Linked DNA regions of Homo sapiens: regions 2, 3 and 4 are each linked to region 1. The links are chromatin loops, found by intact Hi-C in ENCODE. Cell type or tissue: PC-3. All regions are shown on one strand.

What was found. Hi-C counts contacts between places; a loop is a spot of excess contacts. Peaks named below come from ENCODE experiments on the same cell type or tissue, not always from the same donor. Only the 100,000 strongest peaks of a DNase experiment are listed, where the experiment ranks them.
Region 2: a loop joins it to region 1, with 4 times the contacts of the local background. A loop is called at or near these places in 6 of 110 quality-filtered maps.
Region 3: it touches region 1 in a loop (5-fold over the local background); 7 of 110 quality-filtered maps call a loop at or near these places.
Region 4: it touches region 1 in a loop (4-fold over the local background); 12 of 110 quality-filtered maps call a loop at or near these places.

The regions. Positions count from the first base shown.
Region 1 is chr3:161,405,362-161,413,361 of GRCh38, reverse strand. LOC107986150 (a long non-coding RNA gene) reads right to left here. Exons shown (of 3, transcript XR_007096152.1): 3 at 1-8,000. Among named protein-coding and RNA genes, the nearest start is that of LINC02067, 17 kb to the left of the region's middle. In PC-3, a CTCF peak has its summit at 4,151; DNase peaks (open chromatin) are centred at 31, 1,131, 3,311, 4,131 and 2 weaker places; H3K4me3 peaks cover 1,197 bases; H3K27ac peaks cover 7,559 bases.
Region 2 is chr3:161,217,493-161,225,492 of GRCh38, reverse strand. It overlaps NMD3 (NMD3 ribosome export adaptor), which reads right to left and starts at 4,182. Exons shown (of 16, transcript NM_015938.5): 1 at 4,084-4,182; 2 at 3,436-3,499; 3 at 429-563. The coding sequence starts at 3,479. It also overlaps the pseudogene SRP14P5. RefSeq lists a silencer at 3,820-4,019 and enhancers at 3,939-4,440, 4,500-4,609. In PC-3, no CTCF peak of the experiment used is centred here; DNase peaks (open chromatin) are centred at 4,232 and 7,812; H3K4me3 peaks cover 4,889 bases; H3K27ac peaks cover 2,084 bases.
Region 3 is chr3:161,346,608-161,354,607 of GRCh38, reverse strand. All of the region lies in intron 2 of SPTSSB (serine palmitoyltransferase small subunit B), which reads left to right. Among named protein-coding and RNA genes, the nearest start is that of SPTSSB, 21 kb to the left of the region's middle. In PC-3, no CTCF peak of the experiment used is centred here; a DNase peak (open chromatin) is centred at 4,507; H3K4me3 peaks cover 438 bases; H3K27ac peaks cover 3,557 bases.
Region 4 is chr3:161,092,972-161,100,971 of GRCh38, reverse strand. The region is part of intron 4 of B3GALNT1 (beta-1,3-N-acetylgalactosaminyltransferase 1 (Globoside blood group)); the gene reads left to right. Among named protein-coding and RNA genes, the nearest start is that of B3GALNT1, 8.4 kb to the left of the region's middle. In PC-3, CTCF peaks have their summits at 1,281 and 4,018 (motif pointing left); a DNase peak (open chromatin) is centred at 3,991.

The DNA.
Region 1 (8,000 bases):
CAAGCCCTGATGCCAACACCTCAGAGGAAAGCATTACAACTGGGCTACCGCAGCCTGGCCTCCCTCCAGGAAAGTCTGACATCCAAGAACCACCTCCTCCATTTGCTGCAGAGCTGGCAAGATCTGAGAATATTCCCAGCATCTAGAAAGAATGAAATTCTTTGTATCTATTCTTAACCTTTGGATACATGATAAACTAGTAGAAATTTTGACTATTTTTAACAATGTTAAATCAGACACACAAAAAAGTGTAGTTTTAATATCACCTACATGATGTAGCTCAGAGATTCATTCCTTCCTTACACTTAAGAAAGCAAATAGCAAATATTTTTCAGAATAGTTCAAAAATACAGAAGTTAGCATAGCTTTTAGGGTAAACTTTAGGTTCATCTTCCTGTCAAAAAGGCCAGTGAGGATACAACTTCTTTAGGCATCAAATTCCCAGTTTCTGAAGGACAGAGAGCAGTTCTGAAGTTTGAGTTGAATCACCTTCAATGATTTCTCCTCGAAACCTCATCTTCTAACTGTAACTCTTTTCTAAGCTCACAGTTTTGGAGACCTCTTTTGATTTGCTCCTCTGAGTTCAAAGGATTTGGGGTCTAAGATAGGAAACGTGTGTTCTGATTAGACTCTCCCTGGAGCAACATGTCCCCTTTGGCTTAATCATACTGTGTAATCAGCTGTAGGGGAAGCTCGTTGTTTGACTTCACCTCTCTGGACCTATAAAATTCATCAGTGGTCTTCAGACTTTTATTTTTAATAAGTGATTTTTTTTTCAAACCAAATTTTCTGGAGACCATAAAAAAGATATAAAAGTTGGGGGGTGCAGTTAAATAATCTCTTTCATTACTTCAATATTTTCATTTTCTTTTTCTTCTCAACTCTCAAGTTACTTAACTTCTGTTTCAAAGTGTTTTTCTTTATTTGTTGTATTGCTCAATTATATTTAATAAATTCAAGTGACTAATAGGCTCTGCTAAATTCCATACAGTGTGGAAAACAGAAGAATAAGATAGTATCTCTGACCTCAAGGAATTTAACGATCTATTTAGTTAAGGTGGGACTAGTACAAATAAAACAACTAGTGAACAGTGCAAACAATTCTAAGACTCCCTGACTCTCAAACTGTGCCCAGCACATAGAAGACTCCCAACTAATATTTGTGGAATGAGTGAATGAACTACTCACTTTTTACATGAAAGTTGGCCCTGTGAAGGGTTAGATTGGTCAGAGAAGACCTCATGGTAAGAACCGCAGAACTTTCAGCATGTAACAACTCCATCCAAACCTCTGTACTAAAGAGAAATGCACCAAACTCTAGCCTGGCTTCTAGCAGCAGAAGGCGATGTCCGTAGGATGGCCCCAGCCCTGTATTAACATGTCTGCCTGAGAAAGCCTAGAGCTGCCAGGAGAATTTTCTGTTCGTCCCAGACCTCTATTGGGGCTCAAAAACCAATACCCCAAAATATGATGCTTTGACATGCTGAACCAAGGAAGCAGCCTCAATGTCTCTCTGACCTCCCCTCACTACTGTCTCTCAATCCTCTGGCTCTCCCAAAGCACAGAATGAAGTTGTTCTCTGAAGTTCCCATATCTGCCTAAATGCCAGACCCACCAAAGAAGAAAACAATTTCCTCTTGCCTCTGGTTATTTCCCTGAGTTTTTATTAACTTAACTCATATTGCAGGAAAGAAGACTGAAGTATGTCAACACACCTGGACAGACTTTTCTCACAAACCATTGTCTGCTCTGCAGGCCCAACAGACTTTGTTCCAGGCCATTGTATGTTCTTCAAGCCCAGTGAATTCCCCTGAAAATCATTTACTATCCCCCTAAAATCATCACACTTCCCCATCTCTCTTTCCCCTAAGTAAAGGAAGAAGGGGTATATAACCATTTTTGCCCCATTGCGTGGTGGGGTAGTCACTCTGATTCTCCCCCAGGGACATTAATAAATCTATATACCACTTCTATTAGTAGTAGTAGTAGTATTTCTGAGAGAGGGGCTCACTCTGCCACCCAGACTGGAGTGCAGTGTTATGATCTCGGCTCACTGCAGCCTCCACCTCTCCAGATCAAATGATCCTCCCACCACAGCCTCTCAAGTAGCTGGGACTACAGGTATGTACAACCAAGCCTAGATAATTTTTAAATTTTTGTAGAGATGGGATCTCACTGTATTGCCCAGACTGGTCTTGAACTTCTGGGCTCAAGCAATCCTCCTGCCTTGGCCTCCCAAAGTGTTGATATTGCAGGTGTAAACCACTACGCCTGGTCTATGGATGTTATTTCTCTTATTAAATCTGCCTTTTGTCAACTGACTTTCAGTGAACCTTCAGAGGACAAAGGAGAAGTTTTCCCTTGGCCCCTATACCTCCTCTTATTAAAGCATTTACTGTAAAGGCCTTACAATCATGAATCCTTCCTCTGTCCCTTTGAGATGTATATATATCTCCTGCAATTTAGGATTGTCTTTCTCAAAGATCTGAAGACCATTCTTAGAAATGTACTTGTCAGGATAGAATCCTAATTTGGGGCCATCATTGCTGGCTAGCAGACACAGCTGGCCTAGTCACATTTACACTGACCAACCCTTGGTAACTTTTTATTTGAACCCCAGTTCTCTCTCCCTCCCACTCTCTCCCTCTGAGGTGATGGATGTGTTTTATGTGATGATGACATCATGGGTGTATTTATATGTCTGGATTCATCAAGATACATACATTAGATGGGTACAATTTTTTTGTGTATCAGTTGTACCTCGATAGAGCTAAAACTAGAGAGAGAACTGATAAAACAATGTATATTACAAGTTTTTATAGCTAATTTTCAGACATAAACAATAAAGTCTTATTGGAATAATAAAAATTAAAATAAAAGACACCGCCACCTCTGCACAAACTGGAATGGAGCGCAGCTCTTTCCCTGACTGTCAGTAGTTACTGAATAAAATGTTTTCATCACTTTAATGTCAGTGGTGTTTATCTTGGACAAGTGTGAAGTTGAGACCCTGGGACAAAGGGAGGAATTTCCCTGCCAGCAATCCCTTCTTCGTGCCTCCTTCCAGTCTATCTCTTAGGCTTTGACGGGTCCCACTTTCCAGCCTCCCTACATCCACTTTCACTGCACACTACCCACTTCCATTTTTCTGTTGAGACTTTCTCCGATTAGTTGCCCCATCCAGGGTGGGTGGGTTCCCAAAGGCGGAATGCTTCCACACCCCTGGATAGGTTCTGCTGTCTGGCATATACCCTATTGCATCTGACTCCCCAAAAGACTCAGAAACTGTGGCCGAAACCAGCAGGCCCTGCCAGCAAATTAGTAACTTCCTGCTCCTCCCAGGTGCTGTGGAAAGGAGGGAAAGACTTTCTCAGGAGGGCAGAGATGGAATCATTGCTCATGGTGCCTCCTTCTTCCTCTGCTTATTTTGCATCCAGAGGATCAGAGATGTAAGAACTTGAGAGGATCTCAGAGCTCCTTTAGTACAATCTCCTCATGTGATAATTGAGGAGGTAAGATCCAGGGGTTACTACTGCTACAACCACCGCTACTGCTTTCACTTTTGCATGCATACTCTACCAGGAATTGTTTCAAATGCTTCACAAATGGCGCCATTCTTCCCATTTTACAGAGGAAGATGCTGAGACCCAGAAACTGAGTCTACCGGAGGTGATGTAGCTAAGTAGCAGAGGTGAAATTCAAACCCATTGAACAAAAAAAACCAAATCCCCAAACGTCTCACAAGCGTGAAACTTAAAATGATCCACAATTTTTAGTAAAATATTAAGAACACCGTCCTATTTCGTTAGATACATTACTTTTTAATGTGCAAAATGGTCAGCCCTGAGGGTATGGGAAAAGGGGCTGTGAGTATAGTTAGAAATTAGTACAAAAAAGTTTTCTGTAGACTTCCTCATAATCACATTTTCCTTCAATTTGGCTGAATTTCAGTAACAGTTGATTTAATATATGAAAATGGTAAGGTAATATGTTATCATCCTGAGAAAGGCTGATGCTGTAAATCCTGTTGTGACAAAAGGCTGTTGTGACAAAAGGCTCATGCTGTAAATCCTGTGTGTCAAATAAGTCACACTTCAGTGAAAGACTAATTCAGCAAAGAATTTTGCAAATATCGCAAGTTCCATAAGGGGGCAACATGGGGCCGTTACATAGGGAAGACATCTCTTCAAAAAACTGTAATTCCTCTCTTTAACCTCCAAATTTTCCAGAGATCGAGTTGTTCACTCCAAAAATAATATTCCAGGAATTGACTTTAAGAATATTGCCCAGAATTTCAAGCTCTGTGAAACTTTTCATGACAATCATAGCTAAATAGCAAAATAATCGAGAAATGTAATAACTGAAGTTTGACCTTGGGCAAGTCTTTTGGCCCCTTTGGGTCTCCACATTCACATTTGTAAAATGACACTAACCCCACTCACATCTGTAAAACAGCATTAATCCCACCTGCACCATTTACCACAGAGGGAAGGTGCTAATTCCCAGTGTAATGCTATGTCTGCAGATGTAAGATTTTTTTGTTTTGTTTTGTTTTGTTTTGTTTTGTTTTGTTTTGAGACAGGGTCTCAGTCTGTTGCCCAGGCTGGAGTGCAGTGGCAAGATCTCGGCTCACTACAACCTCTACTTCCCAGGCTCAAGCGATCCTCCCACCTCAGCCCCCCAAGTAGCTGGGATTACAGGTGCACACCACTCATGCCCGGCTAATTTTTATATTTTTTGTACAGACTTGGTTTCACCATGTTGGCCAGGCTGGTCTCGAACTCCTGACCTCAAATGATCCACCCACTTTGGCCTCCCAAAGTGCTGGGATTACAGGCATGAGCCACCGTGCCTGGTCTGCACATGTAAGATTTTAAGATTTTATTAAACATACAATTAATTCAAATAGATTGTTGGGTTACCTGTTTGGATCCACATCCTAAAGATAACATATGCTTAGAAGCATAAAGCAGGAGGTAACCAACAGCCTGCAGCTTGAGTCCCTAAGACCCATATGTACAAGAAAATCAAAGTCTCAGGTAAAACCCTTACTCAACTGCAGCTTCCCCCAGCAGGGATTAGGGACCACATGTTGGAATGCACGATGTTTTGAAACATTGCTCAGAACCAGTGGGGCCTGGGTGGGCAAGCTCTTTCAGTGTTGGATTTTCCTGCGGGTCTCCAGAAACTGATAGCCTGTATACATACCTAGCGCCAATAACCATAGATACATTATAGATTAAAATTATGTACCTAAAACTTGCCTCATGATGCAGTTAACTTTTCCAAGATGATTTTATCAGCTTTTATGAAAATCATGTTGTGCCATGTTAAGTTACTTAATAATGTGCCTGCTCTTCACTTTAAAGGTAGAAACTTTCGGTGCTGTTAAATCGTAGCACTTCTTGACAACACCTGTTGATGTAAATGATTCAACCGTGAGTCCCTTGCTTTGTAAATCATATTCTAGAACAACTAGCTTCTTACATTGCCTTCAAGTTTATGATTTTATGCAAGTATACTTGTATAAAACTCTTTTAGAATTTAGAATTCTATGTACATTTTCTCCTCACTTGTTTATCTTCAGAACTAATTCTGAAAGCATTTTGAAATTCCATCATTCAAGGTTCTTTGCCCTCTATGAAGGTAGTTTTTTTTTTAACCAGTCTCAAAATAAAAGATACTGAAAATGAAATGAATCAAACAACTTGGAGATTCCTAGCAAATCCCCGGGGTCTAGTGACCCCGAGCAAGGGTCACTAGAGAAATTGTAGGGGCAAAAACAGGGATTTAGCCTAAACCATAAGAATGATTAAAAAAAAATCTCTTTAGCATTTTATAAAGGTGTTATACATTCTAGAGAAAAGGATGAGAATCCATTCCATTCTAAAAATTCATCAGTTATCAGTAAGGGTAGGAAAAAATATGTAACCCTTAGTCAGAGTCATAATAGTCCCAACCCTTGAGAAAAAAAAAAAAACAATATGTTAGACTTGGTTCATCCATCTGCTGAGCCAATATTTGCACATTCAAAACTTGCAGGTATCAAATGTACATATTTGCTTTGAAAAGAATTTTTGGAGCTGGGAAAGAGTCTATTCTAAGTAGCAAATACTTAACATCTCCTGACATTTATTCCACTGTAAATGAAAATTTTTCAAGAGAAATTAGAATTATTATCATTTTAAGGGTTCTTACTATTGTGCTGAGAACCCCACAGCTGGGAACAACAGAATTCTTATGCTTCTGGATCCCACACTCCTCCACTAAGTTGCACTTTTGATTTCATTCAGAAATCAAAAAGTGCAAAAGTGAACTCTGGCAAAGTGCAAAAGAAAGTTCTTAGGAAGCAAAGGTTCTATTTGTATTTAAAGAACATTCCATGACAATGATGGTGTGATAGAAAAGGGCCATGTTTTAGGCAGCAAAAATAAAGACATAGATTATGATAAAAATTTATGCTATTTGGGGAAGAATCAACAGCATGTTTGAAATCAGAGCTTTCCTAGACCCAGGTTGTGGCTCTGGAGTTAACAGCCCCTCTCACAAGGCACTTTGGTGTGTGGCTACAGGAAGTGAGGAAGTGGTGGCATCAACCACAGCCTTCTTTTGTTAGGCTCCAGCTAAACACATGCATACACACGTGAAAACAATGGCCAAAATTCCTCAGACACTGGGAAATATTAATTTAATGCATAATAAAATTTTGCATGCAATCCCTCCTGCCAAGGCTATCCTTGCCCTTTGTTAGGCATCCCTCTTAGTCCATTTGTGCTGCTATTAAAAAAATACCGGAACCGGGATAATTTATAAAAAATAAAAATTTATTGTCTCACAGTCTGAAGGCTGGAAAGCCCAAGATCAAGGTGCTGGTAGGTTCAGTTTCAAGTGAGGGCCTGTTCCTCATAGATGGCACTGTCTAGATGTCTGCAACATGTTAGGAAAGATGGAAGGACAAAAAAGAAGATGAATCCTATATCCTCACATGGCAGAAGAGCAGAAGAACAAAAGGGGCCCAAGCTAGTTTCCTCCAGCTTTTATTTCCCTAATCCACTGTGGGGTGGAAACTTCATGACTTCATGACAAAATGCCCCACCTCTAACACAACCACAATGAGAATTAACTTTAAACTCATGAATTTGGGGGAGCATTCAGACTATAGCAGCACCTTTGTTCCCATGCCAGGAAAGCTGGTTATCAGCTTGGTTCATGCCTCCCTGCTCTCAACCTAGTGACCTGTGTGCTGGTTTTCACTAGATTCCACCCACCTAAGCCCTCTCCTTGACATTAGTTTGAACCCTGATCAACGTTTCTTTCCAGTAACATGTCAGTCTGCAAGCCTGCTGTTTCCCCAACCCAGCGAACATCAGGATTGCTCACAGCGATCTGATCCTTCCAGGAAGTTTAAACAGATCAAATGTGTCTTCAGCGCCAGTTCTCTCAATTTTGCCTATCACTTTTAATCCCTTGCTCATTCTTTCACATCTCCTTGTCCCATGCCATCAGGGACAGACTTCTACATCTAAGCCCTGCATGCTGCCTCCCTCTTGCCACAGGATTTCATGGAAGAGCTAAAATTGCCATCTCTAGTGGGCATCTCCACAGGGGTATTTGCTATGTTGGAGAATAAATTCGAGGATGTATAAGATACATCCTCTATCCTTTAGCTGATTACTATCAAATGGCAAAGGTAATTTCATAATTTAACAAATTTTCTCATAACGTTTCCTCAGGCATGAGGAAATGTAAAACAACTAGATTGTCAAGTATGTAGGTTTTATGTCAGTGGCTATGTAGATAAGCCCAGAAATGTAGGTCAGGTGAGATCAAGGTTTTCAATGCCAAGGGGGAAAGTTTAACTGGATTTCATGGGTCACAGATGGTTGATAAAGGCTTTTGTGCAAGGATAGCACAATTGATGAGTGAATTAGTAATACTGTCCTATAGACAGCCTGCCAGAATATTTGGAGGGGAAAATATTTGAAAACAGAAAGATCAGC
Region 2 (8,000 bases), 190 kb after region 1:
ATTACACGTGAATGTTATGAGTTTTTAAAACATATTACTAAATTACTCCAAACATAAGCTTTTTATCATACATGGCTTCTAATAACTAAAGAAAAAAAAACCTCATAATAACAATATGTCCTCAATAATCTGCTCTCACCCTTACAAACATCAACTCCTATTAACTATATACATCAAATCTATTAGATCCTTTAACAGAAGAACAGATTCAAATACATTTACACTATCTTTACCAGATTAGAAGGACACACTAGAAAAGTACACTATAAAATTGCAAATTCTAAAATCTTTGGCGACACCAACAGAAAATTTAAACCTTAATTGCATGCACTTTACTCCATATACCTTCGTGTAATCTCAGCATATCTCGGTGGTTCTCTAAATGTAAATTCCAACTTTAAAAAGAGCAAAATTGTACCGCACTGTACCTTTGACATTGTTTGCAGAACGAAATCGAGACTTGTTTCGGAATACCTTGGCTGATGTCCACTTTACTTCGCAAACAGGCCACACAAATATTGGCAGGATTTGGACTTATCGGAACACCACACTCACAGCACAAGCTTTAATAAATAAAGGATAAATTTTTCACATTAGATTTTTAAAATACACTAAATTTTTTTTTAGATGCCAAACAAACAAAAGCCTTCAAGTTAGGCCACAGCATCTTTGCCCTTTTCAAAAAAATAACAGAAACAAAGCAACCTGGGCCAGCCAGTGGCTCACACCTGTAATTCCAGCACTTTGGGAGGCTGAGGCGGGTAGATCACCTGAGATAAGGAGTTCAAGACCAGCCTCGCCAACATGGTGAAACCCCATCTCTACTAAAAATACAAAAATTAGCCAGGCATGGTGGCGCACGCCTGTAATCCCAGCTACTTGGGAGGCTGAGGCATGCATATCAAACCCAGGAGGTGGAAGTTGCAGTGAGCCAGATCACGCCACTGCACTCCAGCCTGGGTGACAGACCAAGACAATGTCTCAAAAAAAAGAAACAAAAAAAAGAAACAAAGCAATCTTCAAAGATGCAGTAGATAAAGAATAACCCTGTAATACAGGGGCAAAAACACCAAAAATGGCTATAATTCTAAAAATCCTCAATATAAGGCCGATGTCCTAAAGGTTCTAGAAGGTCAGTACTGTCCAACAGAATTTCATGCCACGACAGAAATGTTCTATTCTGGTCTGTACAACAAGGTAGCCACTAGCCACATGTGGCAACTGGGACATGAAAAGTGACTAGTACAACTGAGAAACTCAATTTATTTTTTTAATTCAAATTTACATTTAAATAGCCAGTATGGGTCTAAACAAGTCTTTTTTATTAAAAGCAAATGAAACTATATTGTCACATTAAAACAAATGGAGGTATATTGATGAAGAATACAAATCTTGCACTAATTTTAATTTTAGATACTGAAATATAATTAAAAATGTTAACGTGCTCTTTACCACACCCAACCAACACTATCCATAAAGATAACATTTATTAATAATTTGTATATATCCTTCCAAACATTTTCTATGCAGACACAAACATTCACATTAACTTTTACAAATAAACAGATAAACTTCCCAACCACAAGTGTAATAGCAAACTTGGGAAAAATTTGAGAAGCACTGTTATTCATTATCCCTTGTTGAAAATTGGAAAACCAAGAAAGAATCAATTAACAAGGCAATAGTGTGTCAATGGCAAAAACCAAAAAGAAAATCCTGTATCAAGAATATGTAAGATCAGTTTGTCTCTTTTTAATTCAACCACCTCATCTCTAAATACTAAGTCTTCAAAAATCTATTTATTCAGGGCATACAGAGGACCATAGCTTAGGTGAACAGTATGGTGTCACTACATTAAAAGACTACAGCTGTCTACTTATCTCTAATGAACATTTCTTCAAGTATATCTCTGGACTACACCAATAGAAACTAATATCTAAATCATTTCTAACAGAATCAGACGCCAATATACTCCAAAGGCAATTAAAAAAAAAAAGCATAAGGACTGCTGAAATATAAACATTTACCCATAGCAGAATTTTTTTTTTAACAGTATAGGAAGTCTATCAACATCTAGAGACTCAGTATAAATGACGGAACTATCATAATTCGAGATGTACTGGGGGCAGAAAAAGTCTGAGAACCCCTAATGTAGAACAACATTGTCCAAAATAAAAGTTCAATAATCTTCCATGTCCAATGGTAGCCACTAGCCACATGTGGCAACATGGCTAGTACAAACGAGCAACCAAGTATTTAATTTTATTCCATTTAAATTAATTTAGGAAACTTCCAACTTAAACTGCTTGGGGTTTATGTTGACAGAGTGGAGCCAGCGGTACCACCTGGAAAGAAAGCAGTTCCTGACAGAGCTAACCAGGCTCTTCCAGAAGTGCTGGTTGTCCGGAGGGAAGTATAATGGTCAAACAACCCATTCCAAGAAAGGGTTCTGTGAAGGGCTTTGAGCCCTTAGACAAGTGTCTGTTAAAAGCTACTGATAGAACAAGGAAGATCAGCACTATGCTGAGCTCCAAAGACATTTTCAGATGGCTTATTCAAACCCACTGAGCTAACTGATGGACAAGGGAAGAGTAAAGCATCACAGGGAAGGGGGCCAAATTTCCTGCTTTCACTAACCACTGAATTCCTATTTTTCCTTTGGTTTTTACTTTTGGCCACAAAGCTAGTTTCTCCATAGTTACTGTTTTCCTGTGAGATTAGGGTCATTCTAGACAGAAGGACTACAATGTTTACAGGGTAGTTGTGGTAAGAAGCCAATTTATTTTAGATTTAGCTAATTGGTCTGTGCTGAACGATTCCAGGATTATCGTTTAAAAGTCTCTGTAGTAATCTCTTTGAAGAGCACTGTATCATTAAACCTATTTAACAGCAAAAAAAAAAAAGTTAATTTGAACTTAAATGCAAGAAATTAAAAATTGATAACTAAGATTTAAGATGTTCAAAATTTAAAAATTACTACATTATAATCTCCAATAAAAATCAGGAAGTCATCCGAGCTACTCGGGAGGCTGAGGCAGGGAATTGCTTGAACCCGGGAGGTGGAGGTTGCAGTGAGCCGAGATCACACTACTGCACTCCAGCCTGGGCAACAGAGCGAGATTCCGTCTCAAAAAAAAAAAGTAAGTAAAAAGTAAATTTAAATAGCCACACGTAGCTAATGGCTACATATTGGACAGTGCCGATCTAAAAGGATGTATGGTAAATATTTTAACCCTCTTAGAGCTTATATTTACTAGAACAAGCTTTATAACCAGAAACTAATTCGATTTTCTACAGAAATAAGACTTCTATTTTTTCCCATTTATGACAATATACGCTCTTTCCCACCCACCCTCAAGCGTTCTCCATAGTGAGTTTCCCGGGCTCACTGAAGATTTTCACATTTAAGGGGGAAGGAAGAAGTGTCGCACTCACATGTGTCCAGGGCTGCGGTCGGTGGATTCTGCCATATACTCCATCGTTCTGTATGCCTTAAGTTCTTTTAAAAAAAAAAAAAAAAAAAAAAAAAAAAAAGAGAATGTTGGGATTTAAATCACTTTACCTAGTCTCCTCTTTTTACGTCTTCCTCCAGTCTCTCTGAATAATTAATATATTCACAGAACTTCGAAAAAGCAGGAAAGAAGGAAACCCAACTCCACTGGGTAAGTTCGTTAAAAAGAACTTTAAGATGAGGACCATGGGATTTCCTGAGCTTCCCAGCTGCAAGACCCTCGGGCCACCCAGCTCTGCCGCTGACCTCCATCTCACCTGGGCTCCAACCCTGGACGACCAAGGGCGAGGTCAGCTCGGGATTGTGGACGCCCGGGCCCTCCCGCTCTCCACCAGCCCAGGGACCGCACCGGACCACCGCGCCTCAGACCCACGCCACAGGAGTCTCCGGACGGCGTCCCGGCGCCCGAGGGCCACCCACGCCGACCCCCAACCCCGGGGCGCGACCGCACACGGGTTCCGGGCACGCGGCGCTCACGCAGACTGAGCACGGCCCCGAGGCCGGGGAGCCCGCCCCATCCGCTACTCAGGGGCCCGCGGCCGACAGCCCAGGTCTCGGACTCCGGAACCTACTTCGCGCCTCCAGACCAGCCCTGGATTTGCTGAAAACCCGCAACAAAATAGACCCCGGCTGTCCCGTCAGCTGCCAACCTGGCTGTCTCCGCCACAGAGAAGATCTCGCGAGCGAAATGCTCGAAATCCCGCGGCCCGAGTGACGTATTAAAAGGGACGGGGTGGGGACGAGGAAAGGGGCGGCACCGACGGGCGGAAGGGTGATGGGAGCGGCCTGGTGGCTGGGAAAGCTCGCGGAGAGAAGTCCCAGGGGCTCATTTGCCGTCAGTGACTGCTTTTCAGTTATCGTCTCGATTTTCCCAGGCCAGGGTTTACTCCAAACCAACCTCGCCCGTATATTAGTCTCTTTTCAGCTATCCCGACTGTGAGCTTGCTTCTTGATTAAATGATTATTTTATATAAAAGTTATCTGTAAACGGTACCTTATGCAAAGAAACTCCATCCAGGGCAGTGCCTTTTGTCTGTTTGGTTCACCGTCATATACAGGCCTGATGCCTGCCACATGCTAACTGCTCAAATGATTATTTGTTGAAAGAATGAAATGTAAAGCATAATTATCTGTGAAGAAGTCTATGCGATTTTTAGACAAATTATTAATTATGTGCTTCCGGATAGTGCATTTAATATCTTCTTATGACTGATTTATCCCTCAAACTTGGAGCAGCACAGACCGTGTCTAATCTGTCTCATGACAGCCTTTCAAATATTTGAAGAGTACAACCATTTTTTTTTCTAAATCCTCTCATCCCAAATTTCAAGGAATAAGCAAAGGCGTTTTGTAGAGGGTGATCAGAGACAGCCTCTCATCATTTCTTGCCCAGAATACTTAAGTAGCCTCTCGTCTGTTGTCTCTACTTGTAGACTTCAATTCATCCTTCTGAAATGCAGTTCTGATTTTGTCACACTCCCCTGCTTTTAATCCTTCAGTGGCCTCTGATTACCTTCAGCATTATTTCCAGTTTCTTTGTGTGGAAAGAAGACCTTTCAGGATCTGATCTCCACATATCCTGTCCTACTCCCAAGCACACGTACTCGCAAGCCATGAAGACCAACTGGCAGGTCCTCACAGAAAATAGTCTTCCTTTGCTTCTACCCGGGACTCGGCACTAAAGATTAAGCCTGAATTAGTTTCCTAGTGCTGCTCTAACAAATTATCACTGATTTAGTTGGCTTAGAAAACACAAATTTGTTCTCTTCCAGTTCTGGAAGCTACAGGTCTAAATAGATGGTGAGGGCTGACTCTGGAGGCTCCAGGAGAAAATCCATTCCCTGGCCCTTTCCAACTTCTACACGCTGCCCACATTCCTTGGCTTGTGGTCCCACATCATTTTGCAGTCAGAGTCTCCTTTTCTCACCCCCACCCCCCCGCACCCCTCTTACAAGGACACTTGTGATTTCACTGGGCCCAACCAAATAATCCAGAATAATCTCTCCATCTCAAGAAATTTAATCACATCTGTAAAGTTCGTTTGCCATGTTAGGTAATATATTCACAGATTTCAGGGAATAGGACATCTTTGCAGAGCCATTATCCTGTCCACCATACATCCTCTCTTTTCTGACTCCTTCGGTCCCTAAGGGCCAGAGGAGTTACATGCTCCTTCTGTATATATGGTTCTATGATAACACCTTTATACGAGGTATATGCCTCTATAATAGTGCTTTGAATTGGATCATAAATTTTCTACTCTGCATGCCCAGCAGTTTCAAAACCCTGGAGAGCAATTCGGGTCTTGTTCTTCTTGGTGCACCTAGCACAGCAGCTGACACAAAACAGACCCTCAATATATATTGGTAAATTAATTATCCATTTAATACCCACCACAACTCTGAAGAGACAGTGTTTTTCTCCCCGTTTTTTCTATTCACACTGCCTATGCCCTCAACCAAACACCACTAGGAACACAGCTGTAGTTAAGCAGCTTCTGTCTATTTATTACTCTTCGAAGTGAGCCCAGACACTCACCATGGATACCCTTTGGGTATCTCAGTAAGAGGGTGTTTAGAACAAACCTATCATAGGATTGGGGCTTTGGGCGGGTGTTTTCGGGGAGGCCCTAAGAAAATAGAGGTTTTTCTATAGATTGGATGCTGTCAGAAAGCAGGGGCAATTCTGTGATTGGATGTCTCAGTAAATCTTATTTACACAAAGGGAAGCAGGAGGATAAAGCTGCAATTAGCAAAGAAGTAGCAGTCACTCATTTTGGTGAAGAAAGGGAATGTTTGGTATTTTGTGGGTGGCATAGTGAACTTATTTTGGTCTGTGCTTAGACAAAATTATGAAGTGACCTTCTTTGCCTCATTTTATCATGGTTTCAGAGTAATCTTGTCTGAGTTTAGTATTCTGTGAAATTATTTCTGTCTAATAGGAAAATATTATGGCATAGCTGCAAGTACCAGACCAGCTTCTAAATGTCAAAGGCTGCTCATTTTTTAACACATTCCTTCTACAATTATTTGATTTGGCTCTGAATACCAGGCTTCTTAAGCACTTGATGTATGATAATAACAGCACAGATATGGTCCCTGCCCTCATGGACCTTACATATTACAGATGAGGCTGGATTAGATTAGGCAATTTGTTGAAAGTCCTATAGCAAATAATTGATAGAACTGGGACGTGAAATACAGTTTGTTTCTGAACCCAGACCCTCACCATAGCAGCCTACCTCCCCTTCTGAGGCTGAGGCCGTCTATTCCTATCCACAACCTTTTGATAAATGAAATACTTCTGTAGTAGAAGGCACCTATATTTCTCTCTTCATCTGCCAGCCCCCACCACTAAGATTTCCAGATGTCAAAAGTAAGTTCTTGATTTCAACTACCTCTCTCATGAGCCTGAATGAGCTTGCTAGGATTGGACTGAGTGGGATAATATTGGCAAACAATACCAGAGGGAAACTCACTTTGCACTTTTTATTTAACCTCAAATCTCACCTGAAAATAATAGGTGAGATTATTTTCAGCTCCCATAGTCCTTGCACTGAGGATATCTATCTGTATTCAAATCTAAGCCTTAGTATATGTTTACAAACTTCATTTCTATGTGTTTAACCATGGTATTAAAATGGAATTCCTGGCCGAACATAATGGCTCATGCCTGTAATCCCAACACTTTGGATGGCCAAGGTGGGAGGATCGACTGAGGCCAGGTTATCCTGGACAACATGTTGAGACCCCCACCTCTAAAAAATAAAAAATAAATATAAAACAATCAAATTAGCCAGGCATGGTGGTATGCACCTGTAGTCGTAGCTACTCAGGACACTGAGGCAGAAGGATCACTTGAGCTTAGGAGGTCAAGGCTACAGTGAGCCAAGATTGCACTACTGCACTCCAGCCTGGGTGAAAAAGGGAGACCCTGTCTCAAAAAAAAAAAAAAAAATCTGCTAATCAATGAAATAATGAAATTCTACACAGAACTTTCAAATGCATACTGTGATATTTTTCACACTATCAAATGTGATAGCACATTTGGGGATATCAAGATAATATTGGAGATTAGTGCAGGGGAGGTGTATTAGGGTATCCTCTTAGAATCAACACCTGTGGAATAGAAGGGCAGAAGCACCATTGGGCAGAAGGGAGCTGTGCTGCCGTGCAGTCTAGTGGAAGCCTCAGCTAACCCTGTGGGAAGCTCTGAAGCTGAAATGACCATTCTGAGTTTTCCCGAGGGGGACTTTGCTCATCGATGAGTCATTGGATGTGACTGTCCCAGGAAAAGGACATAGCATTGGGTGATATTTCTCTCTTCAGCCAAGGCAGTCCCAGAAGTAGATGAAACTGAGGGCTTTCTGCCAGCAGCACTCCCTGCTGTTGTGGGATAAGTACTTCATTCCTTGAGGGGGATCTGGGCAGTACCTCACAGCCACAGCATGCGCCATGTAGAAAGCAGTATGCCTAGGAGAGTCGGTGGA
Region 3 (8,000 bases), 59 kb after region 1:
ATGGGAGGTCAAGGTGGAAGGATCACTTGAAGCCAGGAGTCTGAGACCAACTTGGGCAACAAAGTACAACCTGGCCTCTACAAAACTGTTTTTTAAAAATTAGCTGGGCATGGTGGCATGTGCCAATAGTCCCAGCTACTTGGGAGGCTGAGGAAGGAGAATATCTTGAGCCCCGGAGTTCAAGGTTGCAATGACTGTGGTCATGCCACTGCACTCCAGCCTAAGTGACAGAGCGAGACCTTGTCTCAATAAATAAATGCATAAATAAAATAAGGTGAGTTCAGGTAGCCATAAAACATTCTGTTATTGTATATAACACAAAACACTGTATCAACAACAACCTGACTGAACTGTTAGTGAGACTTTTTCCTTCTAGTATATTATTTCAGTAAACTTCCAAGTATAAGATTATAAAATTTAATTAGAGTAACTTTGCTGCCTAAAGCGATAATGTGCTTTGACTTACAATTGTTTGTTTCTTATCTCTAGAGGGTCTATAAAATTATCCAACTAATGAATGTGTAGAGAAAGTTCCTTAATTGCCCTATGGTTGTTCGATTTTCTTCCCTACCTTTGATTCATCATAAACTTTTAAGTTGTTTTTTTCAGCTTCCCCTAAAAACTTGGACTCCAAATCTTCACCTCTGGTCTGACTTCTGGTATTCACTCTGCTGTCAACATGAGGAATTGGTTGCCAAAGGAAGGCTGGGGAGTATTCTAAGATGAAAAGAAAATTCTCCTCCAAAAGTTTAAACAAGGATGGAATTTTCTGTAGGGCACAGAAAACATTGGGGTCACCCACAGAGAATGTAGAGCAAGGTATCTGGAAACTGATCAGCCAATAAACTGAGGTTATGTCTAATTCTTACACAGAAGCAATATAAGGTTTTGCCCCATTAATCAGATAAACTTAAACCACATTCATGTGTCCGATACAATAAGAAATTGCATGTCTTTGTATCTCTGTGAATCTAATTGTGCTCACATGAAGATGCAGCTTGTGATTAGGCCCCCGAGACAAGAACAATCACATTGGTTGTGCAGTGCACAGCCCACACAACAGTATGTGGTGGCCCTGCCCAAGAAATATTTCGCCATTTGTTTACAGGTTCCAATACCTTTCAAGTAGTGAAGCCATGTAGCAATCATGGCTACAAACGTGTGTATTTATTTATTTATTTTAAGGTACTAGATGATTCAATTAGCAAACATAAATAAGGGGTAGTTTTTTCCCCATCAAATATACAAATCACTCCATTGTTGAAGTAACTGTTATATTCCACAAAGACTCTTTGAGTCTATAATTTAGTAAAATCTTGCAAGTGGCTTAAAGTTTTACAAATCTACAAGTAATGACAAGACACTACAGTTGCTGTGAATATTACTATTATGTCTAAAGAGCTAAAACCCATTCCAACTCTCCTTACTACATCACTCAAACAGGCTCAGAGACAATTATCAATTATCTCAGTTTTACACATGGAGAAACTGTGACACAAGAAGATTTTGGAATTTACCCAAAGACACAAATAAAATAAATAAATAGAAAGAGAGGAAAAGAGCTGCAATAGAATTCAAGTCTTCAAGTGTCCAGGTGTTCCCATCCTGGAATTTTTCCCATTAGAACCACTTTTCTACCTACCAATCTTAAATTATTACTCACCTAGAGTAAGCACTTCTAAGAGCTATTTCAATAGGATTTAAAACTAATTCATAAGTCTTTCTTATTCCCCTGCAGAGTCCATGAACTTTTAACATTATAAGAAAGTAAAAAAGCATTTGTTATATATATTTTTAAAAATTTAGCACCAGCTCCCTTCCATGCTTCAAAAAAACAGATTGTACTGAATTTTCACAAAACAATCTGTCTAAAACTCATTGCCTGAAAGCAGACAATGAGAATTCAGAAGCACCTTTTATGATCCCCACATTGTGCTGTGGAAATATTAAGTACATTCGAGTGTGCTTCCTGCCTTCAACCACCTTACAACTGAATCGGTCAGTCAGCCAACAGGCCAGCTCACCAACCAGGCACTGGGGATAAAAAGATGAATGCTGCACATTCCCAGTACCCAAAGCCCTCATAGTCTTGTGGGGAAACAGACTGTGCATAACTAAAAATGTTGCTACAATGGTAACACATAAAAGAGAGTAATAATATTTTCCTTTGCAGGGGAGGGGTCTTCTGAGAATGTTTCATAGAAGAAAGAATATAGAAGATATGCCTTAAAATAGCTTCTTTAAGCAATAGCTTAAAATAGGAGTTTATCTGGCAGAGAAGGGGCACAAGAAAATTTCAAGAAAAGAAAAGAGCATGAATGAAAACATAGAAGCTTTAGAATGAATGGCATTTAGCAGGAGAGTTGAGAGATTTAACTGGAGAGGTGAAGAAATGAAACTGTGAAGGGCTTTAAACGAAGGTTTTATTTCATAGGAAATGGAGAGCCATTGAAGGCTTTCAAGAAGAGAAATGAATCTGTTAAGTTTGGACAGTTAATTCTAGCAGCAGTTTAGAAGACTGTAAGGTAAAAAAGAGACAAGTAGGTAGCTATTTCATTAGTGCAAGCAACAGATGGAGAGTCCACAGCACCATCCAACAAAATATTCTGCAATGTTGAAAATATTCTATATCTTTTCTCTCCAGTATGGTAACCACTAGCCACATGTGGCTATTAAACACTAGACATTTAAATTGTCATGTGTGACTAGTGGCTGCCATATTGGACAGTACGGAGACATCTTAGAGAAGCTAACACTTAAGCCTTAAAGTTGGATTTTTCCAACTGCAGGTTGCAATTAGTAGGTTAAGAAATCAATGTAGTAAACACAATCATGATGTTTTTAATGAAAGAAGAGAATAACAAAATAAGGTAGAATTAACTAGAATAGATAAGAATAAATATAATGGAACAGAATAGAATAAAAAATATCAGCATGCTCTGCAAAGTATTCTTTTGAGAGATGTTTGTTTCAGTTATATGACTCTCTCTCTCTTTCTCTCTCTCTCTCTGTGTGTGTATGTGTGAGTGTATACACCATGGATCACAATGTAAGATGTATTTTTCCTCTTTATTGTGTTTAAGAAATTTTAAAAGCCAGTCTCTTATGCAAGGATATTACTCATCTATGTACATAGTTATTGGGAAAAATTTTCCAGATAGGAAGTAAAGCTTCAGCAAAGTTCACTGGAGTTTAGAATAGGGATAACTCTGGACCTTTGAAGGCTTTCCTAATTAATCTTTTCTCTTTTGGATCGGCTTCATTGTTTAGGACAGTTGTAGATTTACAGAAAAATCAAGAAGACAATACAGGGAGTTCCCATATACCCTGAATCCAGTGTCCCCTTTAAAATCTTACATTAGTATAACATATTCATTACAATTAATGAACCAATATTGATATACTAGTATTAACTAAAGTTCTTACTTTACTCATATGTCCTTAGTTATTACTTAATGTCCCTTTTCTGTTCCAGGATTCCATCTGGGATACCACATTACAATTAGTCATAATGCCTCCCTTAGCCTCCTTTGGCTATAACAATTTTTCACAGTTTGCTTGTTTTTGATGACCTTGGGGGTTTTGGGGAGTACTGGTCAGGTATCTTGTAGAATGCCCCTCTAATGGAATTTGTCTGATACCTTTCTCATGATTAGGCTGGATCTATGGGTTATTGGGAAGAAGACCACAGAGGTAAAGTGTCTTTTTTGACATCATATCATGAAGATTATTCATATCATGATTGTTATCAACATGACTAATAATGATCGATGTTGGCCTTGACCACCTGGCTGAAGCAGGGCTTATCAGTTTTCTCCACTGTAAAGTTACTCATTTTTATCCCCCCTTCCATACTGTGTTCTTTGGAAGGAAATCGCTGTATTTCTAATTTTTTAAATAAATGAATTACTCAGTTAAAGGAGGGCTTGTACTTGAGTAAGTCATATTAAGCTGTTTCCAAAGAAAGCTACTGTGAGTACAGAAAGAGTCTCTTTTTAGATACAGCATCTCTCTCTGCAACTGGCAGGACACTTTTATCACTTCTCAGATTTTCAGGTTCCAAATATGAAGCACAAAAAAAAAATGAAGCTGAGTGATTGATGTAGAGTTCCAAAGTGAGTTGAGAAGGAGTTAACCCAAAAATCAACTTTAGGCCCTTCTAACTGTTCAGTCCCTGATTCTGATGTTCTAGAAGTAAATTTAAACCAAAATGTACTAAGTCTTTTTTTTCCCCAGGAGAATAGCTACCTTTAGAATAGGAAATTCCTTAATGAGAAAATCCAGTAACTTGGGGTAGTTCTTTTTTGGCAGGGGGAGGGCTACTGATCACGTCTTCTGCAATATTTCCAAGGTAAATACCACTGTACCAAATCACCTGCTACGCCTCTTTCATTGCAGTTACCTAACTTCCTTCCAGTCCTGTTCCCCAAAACAGAAAACAACAACAAAGAGCTCCCTGAGCAAGCCCAGCCAATACTTTTCTTGCAAGCTCCCCTCAACTGTGTTCACATTCCATGACTCATACAGCAGTGTTCGTGTTACCACATGTGGTTTTTTTTAATTGTTACATTTATTCACTTTCTTCTCCATCCAAGCCAGAACAAAGTCCTGCCCCTGTGTAATGAGTCATAAGTCTCAAATCTTCTCCCTCTCTATCTGAGAGAGGAGATGTAACTTCATCTCCTTCTCCACCGCACACAAATCTAATGAGAGGGAAATCACCACCCGTTGATAAAAGAGTAGTAACAATCAGAAATAAGAAATAATCATTTACTCTGCATTCCCAGTTATGAAATAACCTTTTAGTGGACTTCCAACACAGAAACATTCAGGCTACAGCCGGTATTATCACTGTCTCAGCATGTCAGAGTCAAACTGTATCCAGGCCACTGTACCCCTGCCTGAAGCCACATCACAGTCTGCTTAGGAGTGCCACCTTTGAATACACAATCTCATGAAAGATCTAAGAACATTTTTAAAGTCATCAAGTTTAGAGGAAACTTTTCTTTTTAAAAAAGAATAAACTACTCTCTCCTTCTTTTCCATATATCGAAAGTCATCTTTTCAAAAGCACCTAACTAAAAACAGGAGATGCATGGTGTGCCTGAATAAAGTAAGCATTTCAAGTTCTTGGTTTAGCTTTGCTGAGATACAGCACTAGGTCTCTAAGGAAGTGGATAGATTAATATCACATTTCACTGTGAAAATTTAGGACTTTAAAATGTTTGCTATCATCTAGTTCTAGGTTATCAGTGGATAATTAATTTCATATTTCTGTCATCTTATTTCCTCAAATGCAGGCTCTTTTTCTAGCCTTCTTCTTAGCATTTTTCCATGTCCTTTCCTCCCACTTAGTACTCATTCCTGGGCCATCGATCACTGCATGTTTGTTATATGGTCCAGTTTGCTGCTTCCTGGAAGAGCATCTCCTGCCTGTAATGCCTTTGAGAATAAAGTCTTTCCGAAGCCATTAATATTCAGAAGGAGCCACATAGTAGTACTCAAAATGTATTCATTCAATGAATGAATGAATTCTCCTAACCACATTACTCATCAAATTGTCTAAAGTGGTTTTTTCCTTTTAATCTTGTATATAGTCCCACAGGAGATAAGAAAGTTGACTCACAGAAGGTAGAAATATATTACCTAAGCAAATCTAGAACCTAAAAATAGTGTGCATTCTAACAATAGATTGTAGCAGATGGTTCAACAATAATAACCAACTCTCCCTCTTCTCACCTTCTCATGATAAGAAATGACACACAAACTGTCTTTAAAATTGCTTATCATCAATAAGGGGAAAATGAATCAGAGAAAAAGAGACAATCAGTGTTTTCAAGAGACACTTTTCACATGTCAGTTCTGGCTACTTAGAGGGCTGAGATTGTGGTAACTGGCAAAAAAAAAATTTTTTTAATCTTAACTGCTTAAATGGTTAGCAGTGCAGAAGTATATTTAAAACAGCCAGATTTAAAGTCATTGCAGATTTGGGGTATTTGTGATCAAGATCTTACCATGTATCCACTGTTGGTGCTATACATGTTGGTGTGCTTTTTATCTGCTGTTTCTTTTATTCATTGATTGATTGTTTGACTTTTAGCGGTTTTAAACAATAGACATTAATTATCTTGAAGTTTCTATGGCTCAGGAATCTGGATACAGATTAGCTGGATGCCTCTGGCTCAGGGTCTTTCTCAAGGCCATCATTAAGGTGTTGGCTAGGGCTGCCCAAGCAAGGAATTCTAATTTTAATAGAGAAAGCAATAGCCGGGAAATTAATCAATGCATTTTTTTTAATTTAGAGTGTTTTGTTTTGTTTTGTTTTGTTTTGTTTTGTTTTGTTTTGTTTTGTTTTGCCAGGATCTCACTATGTTGCTCAGGCTGGACTTGAAGTCCTAGACCAAAGGGATCCTTCCCCCTTGGCCTCAGCCTCTCTAGTACCTGAGACTATTGTCCTGCCCCACCATGCCTTAGCATTTTTCCATGTCCTTTCCTCCCACTTAGTGCTCATTCCTGGGCCCTCGATCACTGCATGTTTGTTACATGGTCCAGTTTGCTGCTTCCTGGAAGAGCATCTCCTGACTGTGATGCCTTTGAGAATAAAGTCTTTCCGAAGCCATTAATATTCAGAAGGAGCCACATGGTAATACTTAAAATGTATTCATTCGGTGAATGAATGAATTCTCCTAACCACATTACTCATCACTTAATTAGTGCAGTTTGTTTGTTTTTTGAGACAGAATTTTTGCCCAGGCTGGAGTGCAATGGCAAGATCTCGACTCACTGCAGCCTCTGCCTCCCAGGTCTCCCAGGTTCAAGTGATTCTCCTGCCTCAGCCTCCCCAGCGGCTGGGATTACAGGTGCCCACCACCATGCCCAGCTAATTTTTTGTATTTTTAGTACAGACAGGGTTTCACCATGTTGGCCAGGCGGGTCTCAAACTCCAGGCCCCAGATGATCCGCCTGCCTTGGCCTCCCAAAGTTTTGGGATTACAGGCGTGAGCCACCGAGCCCGACAATTAGTGCATTTGTAAAAGCCACAACAAGTTCGGGTACAGTGGCTTATGCCTGTCATCCCAGCACTTTGAGAGGCTGAGGCGGGCAGATCACCTGTGGTCAGGAGTTCAAGACCAGCCTGGCCAACATGGTGAAACCCCATCTCTACTAAAAATGCAAAAAAAAATTAGCCGGGCATGGTGGTGCATGCCTGTAATCCCAACTACTCAGGAGACTGAGGCAGGAGAATCTCTTGAACCTGGGAGGTGGAAGTTGTAGTGAGCGAAGATTGTGCCACTATATTCTAGCCTAAGCAGCAGAGTGAGACTCTCTCAAAAACAAATAAATAAATAAATAGCCACAACATATAGAGAAAAGTTAATAATATTTCTAAATAAGCAATATTATCTCATTTGTAAAAATGAAGAGTATTTAAGAATATTTTAAACAGGTTCTCAGTATACTGTTGATTCTGAAACAGTAATGCCCTAGGGAAGAGTAGAGGTACAGATTTTCTGAAATACTTGGGCTCCAAAGTCATTTCAACTTGACTCCAGAATGCAGCATTACCACATGAACTTAAAGCCTCCTCCTCTCAAACCCACCACAGCATTGCCCTAACTCAGAGGTTGAAGATAAAACAGTTAACTTATCCAACTAGGCCCTACAGCTTCTGGCCTCACTGTGGCCATTCCCACCTCTTCAGTGTCATCACACTCCCTGCTCCCTTCTCCCTCCGTGGCCCCTCAAAAGCAACCTACTTCTTCCCACCTCCAACCTTTGTACATATTGTTCCCTCTGTCTTGGCTGTTCTCCCTACTTCACTGTCTATTCTATCCATTTGACTCATAATGATCCCTTGGACCTTATCTCAAAAGTCTCTTCCTCAGAGCTGTGCTTAGGTTCACTTTTATTTCTCTTTGTATACATGGCTCAGGAAAATGAGGCTAACCTCAATTTTTAGGTACCATTATCACTAAAGTTATTTCTAACAATTGTCATGT
Region 4 (8,000 bases), 310 kb after region 1:
CTGCACTGTTCCCTGGAAAATGGGATTGATGTTAACACAGATTTTACAGTGTCATGAAATGTGCTTTGTAATTTGTAGTTAGAAGCACTATAAACTTGTATAGTGCCCAGAAGTTCACTATGCCTTTAAAAAAAAAAACAGCCCTGCTAAAAATCCTAACATGTATTGCAAATTATTAAGAGTGATTTTTATGTTCTTATTGGAATATGCAGATAGGGCAGAAGCAAAAAGAAAATTGCGGCTAAATTTTCCTTCTAAAGTCCTGCTGCTTTTGTTTGCTCCTCATTTTTCTCAGCCCAAACCCAGAAATCCCTAAAAGATTCTGCATGCCACAACCCAGAAGTCTATCAGAGATTCCCATATACAGGGATTGTTTTGCCTACAAGAAAGTAGTTTGTATAACAGTATATATAATATGTCTTACTTACATGTGTCTTTAAAAACTCAGATGTCTTATACCTCAGCACACTGAATGAAGCAGCAGGCTTCCCTTTTAATGAAGCTTTAATGAAAGACATTCTCCCATACATCTTAGAAGATACCTGAGGGTGGTGGTGCTACAACCAGCAGAGTTTCAAGGGCAGAATTGGGAAATGGTAATGAGTATAGGTATTTATACTCACTGTCTACCTAAAACTGTGTGACAACTACAGAGAGTGGTGCTCGAGGTGGGCTTTTTTCTTAAACTCAGTAAATACTTCAAATTCATTCTTAAAAATTGAACAATTTAAAATATGCCAAAATGAAACCTTTTCTATGAACTACATTTTAAACATCAATAACAAAGTTGTGGAACCTTGTAGTTAGAAGGGACCTTCGACGTTTGTTAGAATAACACTATCTTTGGTTTCTCATTTGCCTTCTGGAGTGATACTTACATATTTTATTATTCAAAATAATTTGAAAGTATCTACCATGGCACTTCTAAGCTTTTCTTGTCTCCAGAACAGAACATCCCCAGATCCTTCAGCCACATGTCATGCAATCCTTATGGGAGATGATAAACCCTTCACCAAATGAGTTACCCTCTTCTAACTTGTTAGTGACCCTTTCAAAATGGAACTCATATGGGGCTATGGAATTATGACCCCCTTTGCCCAGATGCTTTTCCAGTTTCTTGAACCTAGGAGTGTATTAGGGGTGTGTGTGTGTGTGTGTGTGTTAGAGAAGGGGGACACAATCTAGTATTCACTTGTAGAGTTTCTGTTAGCACTGCCATTCATTCACAAGTACTTGGGAGTGCTTCCTATGTGCCAGGCACTATGCTAGGTGCTGGGGACACAGTGTGCAAGAATGAACATCATCCCTCTGCTGGTAGGGCCAGATGGTGCCTGAGAGGTATCCTAGCCCAATGTCCTAAAATTCTGTTGAGAAATAACTCCTCAAATTCAATGACTTGGCCTCCCTGCCAGAACTAGAATCCTTGTTTCCTGACTGCCCAGTTATTCCTTTACTTCACCACCTTTTATCATATTGGACTCATACTCAGCTAAACTGTAAGGTCTGTTTAGGCTGCTGTTAAAATGGCCCCCCATCCTGCCCTTGTGCAGCTGGTTTTTCGAACTCTGACATAGGACAATAAATGTGTTCCCATCAAATTTCATCTTGCTGTCTTTAGCTTTTTCTCACCTGTTAAAACCTTTTGGATTGTAATTACATCTTTTAATGAATTTGTCATTTTTTTTCCTGCCTACAAAATTGAATAAGCCCACGTTCTTTAATTAGAAATATGAAATGAGAAAAGGCTAAAGATAGGCCTGTGATTTTTTTCCCCAGTTTGACAAAGATGCTCCAGTCAACCTTAGAACATCAGCAGGAGGACAAGTCTCTGGCACTTTTGTGGAACACTATTCCCAGAGTCCAGCACAAGCCCAAGAAATGTTTCTTGAACAAATGACTGCATGAAAAATACACTGGCTATGATGGATCAGCCAATTTTTAAGCCATCTAGCTACTATTATTACTCACATTTTCCCATTTTGTTCAGAAGGACTTTAAGTGTCCAGCTCTCTTTACAGAGAAGCTTGATTCTTAGGTGTTACCTGCGAGTTACCTTGATCTTCTATTGAAGAACCCTATTGAAAATGGGGCTTAGGATAGTCAAACAGAGCATTCTCAGTGAATCTCTTCTAGCTCCTGATGGTCATTGTGTTTGTGTCATAAGTGTTCACTAATGTTTACAGAGTCTCAGCAACTTATTCAGGGTTATTTGGAATACAGATGCATTAACATTAGTCCCTTCAGGAATTTCTCCATTGCCAAAAAGTGAACTTGTTGGAGAGGACTTGTTGAAAACTGGGTGAGCATGATTTGCATGGAAATTGGACTAAACTTCCCTTTCTTTAAAGTTCCTGGTTTAGCCACTCGAATAGCTGGCATTACAGGCATGCACCAGTATGCCTGGCTAATTTTTGTGTTTTTAGTAGAGATGAGGTTTCACCATGTTGCCAGGCTGCTCTTGAACTCCTGACCTCAAGCAGTCTGCCAGCCTTGGCCTCCCAAAGTGCTGGGATTACAGGCATGAGCCACCATGCCCGGCCAAAAGTTTCTCGTTGAGCTCTGACAACTCTTCACCTCTGAAGAAGAACAGAGGTGCTGCACTGTGAAAGTATGAAGATACCAGGCCAATAGGATAAAACAAGGCAGGAGGGAAGCTTTTGTAGTGCAGTGGCTACAGACTCCACTTGGGGTGGTGAATATACCTGAGTTTTTAGTGCTGCTTTGCAGGCTCTGACACCCTGACTCCTGAACAGGTGTCCAAATTTCAAGCTGGTTAACTGAAAGATAAATGTTATAATATTGGTGCCTACTTCATAAGATTGCGGCAGTCATCAAACGAATGGAAATATAAAACATACTTACTACAGTGCCAGGACCAAGCAAGGACTATTGCTAAAATTTTGGAGAGAGGGGAGTATGAAGAAATTGGATAGAGTAGAAAGCAGGTTCTTTTTAATGTGAGCCTATTTACCCTGACAGAGTAAAGCATATTTCATTTTTAAGTGTTATCAAATTAAGCAGATATACCAATTGCTATTCATTCATTCAGTAAATAAAATTTCACTTCCTATTATATGTCCAGCTGTATGCTCCAAAGTAAGGAGAAAAATGTAAACCATATCAAATATGCACAATCCTCAAAGTAGCCTGACACCACTTGAATATCACACGCACTACAGCTGGAAAAATTTCTTGTATTTTGCAGCTCTCCTCCAGCTGCTACAAGTGCCTATGGTGAGACTTTTGACAGTGTGAGTGGTTCCCAGAAAAAATGATGTTCAGTTGTAGAAAGACCATGGGGCAGAAAGAAGGATCCCAGGAGAGGGGAGCACATGTGCAGAGGCGGAACCCAGAAATGTGCGTTTGGCTTTGTGGACCTCTACCAGTAGTTCTTTGGGGCTCGTATTTGCAGGATAGCAGAACATCAGGCACTGGGAGATTCTAGGAAAACAGAAACCTTGGACTCTAGGAGAAGACTTACTGATTTGGAAGGAGAAGGTGGATCCACTAAGATTTATTTGCATGTTTAATTGTATTACAGAGCATGTCATGCCATGTAAGACACATTTGGGAGTTAGGAGCAAGGTTTGTAAAGGAAATGTAGACAAATAATATATGTAGAGGAAGCATATAGTGTGGACTCTAATAATAACAGCAATACCATCTACTTAGCCCTTACTGTGTGCCAGCCCCATCCTAGATGTTTAGCGCGTATTATTTCATGTAGCTCTGGCAATAAACCCGCAAAGAAGGTATTATTGCTCCCATTTTACAGATAAGGTAACTGAAGCTTAAAAAGGTTGAGTAATTTGCTCAAGTGGATTTCATTGCTTCTCAAACTTCAGTATGTCCACAAGCCACCTGTTAAAAATGTTTCTGATTCACTAGGTCTAGGGTGGGGCCTGGGGCTTTGTATTCCTAATACACTCCTAGGTGGTGCCCATGCACTTTGAGTGGTGAGGGTCTAGGCATCACATTCAAATCACCTGGGAGCTTTAAAAATACTGCCACCTGGTGCTCGCTTTGGCAGCACGTATACTAAAATTACTGCCACCTGAGCCCTGCCACCCTCTGAAACTCTGATTTAGTTGGCCTGGGATCCCGCTTGGCTTCCAGTATTTTTCAAGTTCTCCAGGAGATTATAATGTGCCGCAAAGTGAGAACCACTGGGTTAAAGAAGAGGGGAAGAAAAAGTAGTGGTCAGATGGCACTGGTTGTGTTTATTTCTAATATAATCAGGGGAGGGCCTCAAACACAAAGCAGCAGTGAGTTGTGAAAATAATTAGATGTTTAATTGACAAGTCTAATTGAATGGTAGAGTTTTATATTGCTTTATGAGTTAATGTGTTTAGTTTGAAAGGGTAGTGGGGGAATTTCCCTCAAAGATGTGAATTGATAGTTATTTTCCCTTTATAAGGAATATACATGATTGGTGTAATGATGATTTGAATTAAACTTAATATGCACAGGACCTTTTTTTAGGCAATTAAGATTTCCACTCCCTTTGCAGTATTTTATGTAGAAGAAAAGTTAGAATGTTGCAAAACTGACAGTAGTTTGGTAATTATCTATAATAGTTAGCATATGGATGATCCTGACTCTAGCGTGCTTGGACCTAAAATTTAACTGAAATTTGTTTCTTGTTTTTTTGGACCTTTTAAAATGCACATGATCAGAATCAGCATAGCCTATTACAATAAGGTTTTGTTATTAGAAGACAGCTGAAGAAAAACATAATCAACAAATTCAGGTTACTTTTGGATTCAGCTTATTCTTAGGAATATTTACTAAGTGGATAAAAGTACATTACCAAATCATTTGCAAAGTATGCAAATATTACAGAGAGCCTACTATGTGTTAGACACTGGACATATAGCAGTGAATAAGTGGGGTCAGGTTTTCCCTCTCTCCAATCTTATATTCTTTTGAAGGGAATAGACAATAAACAAATAGAAATAGATTTTTAAAAGTCTAGACAGGGTTAAATGCTGAGAAGGTGTTAGGTTTAAGTCCCAGCTGAGGTCCAACAAGGTGTTAGGTTTGAGTCCCAGTTGAGGTCCGAGGGGAGTGGGTGGATGGGCGAATTGCTGAAAGAACACTCGGGGGGCTTTAGGCAGGTGAAATGTAGTTTTATTCAGCAGCTTTTTAATCAGCAGCTTCCTCACACTAACTGTTTCTCACAGTTTCTTTATCTTGGCTGTTTGCTTCAGCTTTGTGGCTCCTCTTATGAGCCTGCTCCTGCTGCCCCCAGCCTTGCAGCTGCACTCCCTGGCCTATACTACCAGGGTTAGCAGCTTAATTTTTTCCCTCTGGGCATAAGTCCCCACTTCCCGCCTTCAAGGCAATCCACTCTTCCTTACAGGGGTCAGTAGCATTACTCTCTCTGGGCATTAGTGCACCTCCAAGCCATGTCAAGCCAACCCAAACCCCATGGGCAGCATCAGCAGGGCAGTTATACCTTTTACAAACAATAGCAACTCAAAGCCAAGTATAAACTTACAAAGACAGGTTATCTAACAAGTGAAGTATGCACCTGTGCCCTAAACTTGCTAAGTCACTTTGGCCCAGATATTCGCCTTAGCCTATTCCTTAACCAAAGCACATTCATATACTTTATGGAAGGGAATAATGAGGGATGTGATAGAAAATAAGTGCTGGGGGAACTACTTGAGATAAGGGGTCAGGGAAGGACTCTCCTAAGTGACACTGTGCTGAGATGTGAGGCATGAGAAGGAGCCAGCCTTTCCAACAACCAGCTTTTTGGTTGGAGGGGCAGAGTAAGTGCAGGCTCTGCAAGAGAGGAAAATAGTTGACATATTCAGGGATAAGAATGGGAGTCAGGCCGGGTTTGGTGGCCCACATCTATAATGCCAGCACTTTGGGAGGCTGCGGTGGGAGGATTGCTTGAGTCCAGGAGTTCGAGACCAGCTTGGGTAACATAGCAAGACCCCCATCTCTATATATTTATATATTTTTTAATTAAAAGATTAAAAGAATAAAAAAGAACGGAAGCCATTGTGGTTGAAATAGGATTGGGAGGGAGTAGTTGTAGCAGATGAAAGAGGGGCTTATATAAACCCATGGAGCCAGAAGACTTGACAGATCTTCATAAAAAATGTGAACGTTGTTGCCCGGCATTGTGGCAAATGCCTGTGGTCCTGGCTACTGGGGTGGATCACTTGAGGCCAGGAGTTTGAGTCTGCAGTGCAAAATAATTGTGCCTGTGAATGGCCACTGCTGTCCAGCCTGGGAAACATAGCAAGACACATCTCTAAATTTTTTTTTAATGTTAATATTGTTATTTTTAAGCTTTTATTGTCTCTGTGCTCTTCTGGCATTCCCTAAATTTTCTCTAATGAACATATATTACATTTGAAATTAGAATAATTACTTTTTAAATAATTACATTTGATTTCTTTTTGCAGGAAATAGCCAACATTTTTGCACCCCAGGAAAGAGTTTCAGGTTATTTTGGCTTAAATAATTGTGCCATTGTAGTATCTCTGTTTGTCTGTTTTCCTGGAATCTTTGCATTTAAACACTGATACCTCCATTTATTTTCTAGTGACGTCCAGTATGTTTTTGGTGTTAAATAAAAAGGTGTATATCTGCATGAACAATTAGTTACTGTTCTTGTTAAAAATTTGTATTTCAGGTTTTAAGGGTAGGAATTTTGAGTCTTCCTTGTGAAAATGATAAGGCTGTGATGCTGCCATACTGTTTATATCAAAGTTCAATGGTTGCAAGAAATTAAAACTCAAAGCAGCTCTGGTCAGAAGAGCTCCTTAGCATAGGAAGCATAGTGAGCAGGCAGCACACTCCCTGGGATCTAGCAGCCAAGAATGTGAGATCTGGAGTCTTGTTTGAGTTTGTCTCTACCACTTACAACACTGGAAACTGATAACCTTTTTTATCTTTGGAGGTTTTCTGAGCTTTTCTAGTATTTGAGATGTTTTTTCAGCTGCTGCAGATCAACCCCTAAATCAACAAGTAATTACTGGTGGCTTGCTGTTCACCCAGCATTGCACTAAGTTGGTGGGATAGATAAGATACTGTTTGCTTAATGGAAATTGCTTATAGTTGGCAAATTCATATGTAGTTAATATAAGCACAAGTTTATCTTAAAATTTTTTTTTTTTATCTATGGGGTCTCACTGTTCCCTCAGGTTGGTCTTGAACTCCTGGCCTCCAGCGATCCTCCCGCCTTAGCCTCCTAAAGTCCTGGGATTATAGGTGTGAACCACAGTGCCTGGCCACAAGTTTATCTTTTAGAAAATGGAAATTATTTTTAAGTTATAATTTCTTTCTTGACAGTGATGTGTGGCATTTAAGAAGTCAGTAATAAAATAATAGTGTACTTCCCTGTTGGGGCTTTTCATATTGTTTTCTATTCGTCAATATTGTTGATTCTTCTCTCCGTCCCTCCCCTGGGACATGGGATTTAGAACAGTGTCGGGGTCCTTGTAGCCCACTGCTCAGCTGTCCTAAGGAGGCAGGCCAGCTGCCCTGTGCTCTCACTATCAGGAAATGAGCCAATCCGAGATCTCTGGCCAGTTTGATTTCTATGATACACACATGCTATGAACACAGAGGCCACTTCAATTGAGCCCTTATTTATCTACATGCCTGAGTATCGTTTTAAAAATATTTTTATTGATTGATAAGTGTACATATTTATAAAGTACATGTGATATTTTGATACATGCATAAATGTGTAATGGTCAAATCAGAAATTCAGGATATCTATAACCTCAAAAATTTATCATTTCTTTATGTTGGGAATATTCAGAAACCATTAAGTGCTCTTGGTCCTGGACCAGGCCCTGTGCTGACTGGTTAATCCAAGTTCTTTCCATTAAACCTCACAATAATTAGTTTTGTGATGCCTGATTTATAGCTGAAAAATGAAACTTTTGGCCTGGTGCGGTGGCTCACGTCTGTAATCCCAGCACTTTGGGAGGCCGAGGCGGGTGGATCACAAGGTCAGGAGATCGAGACCA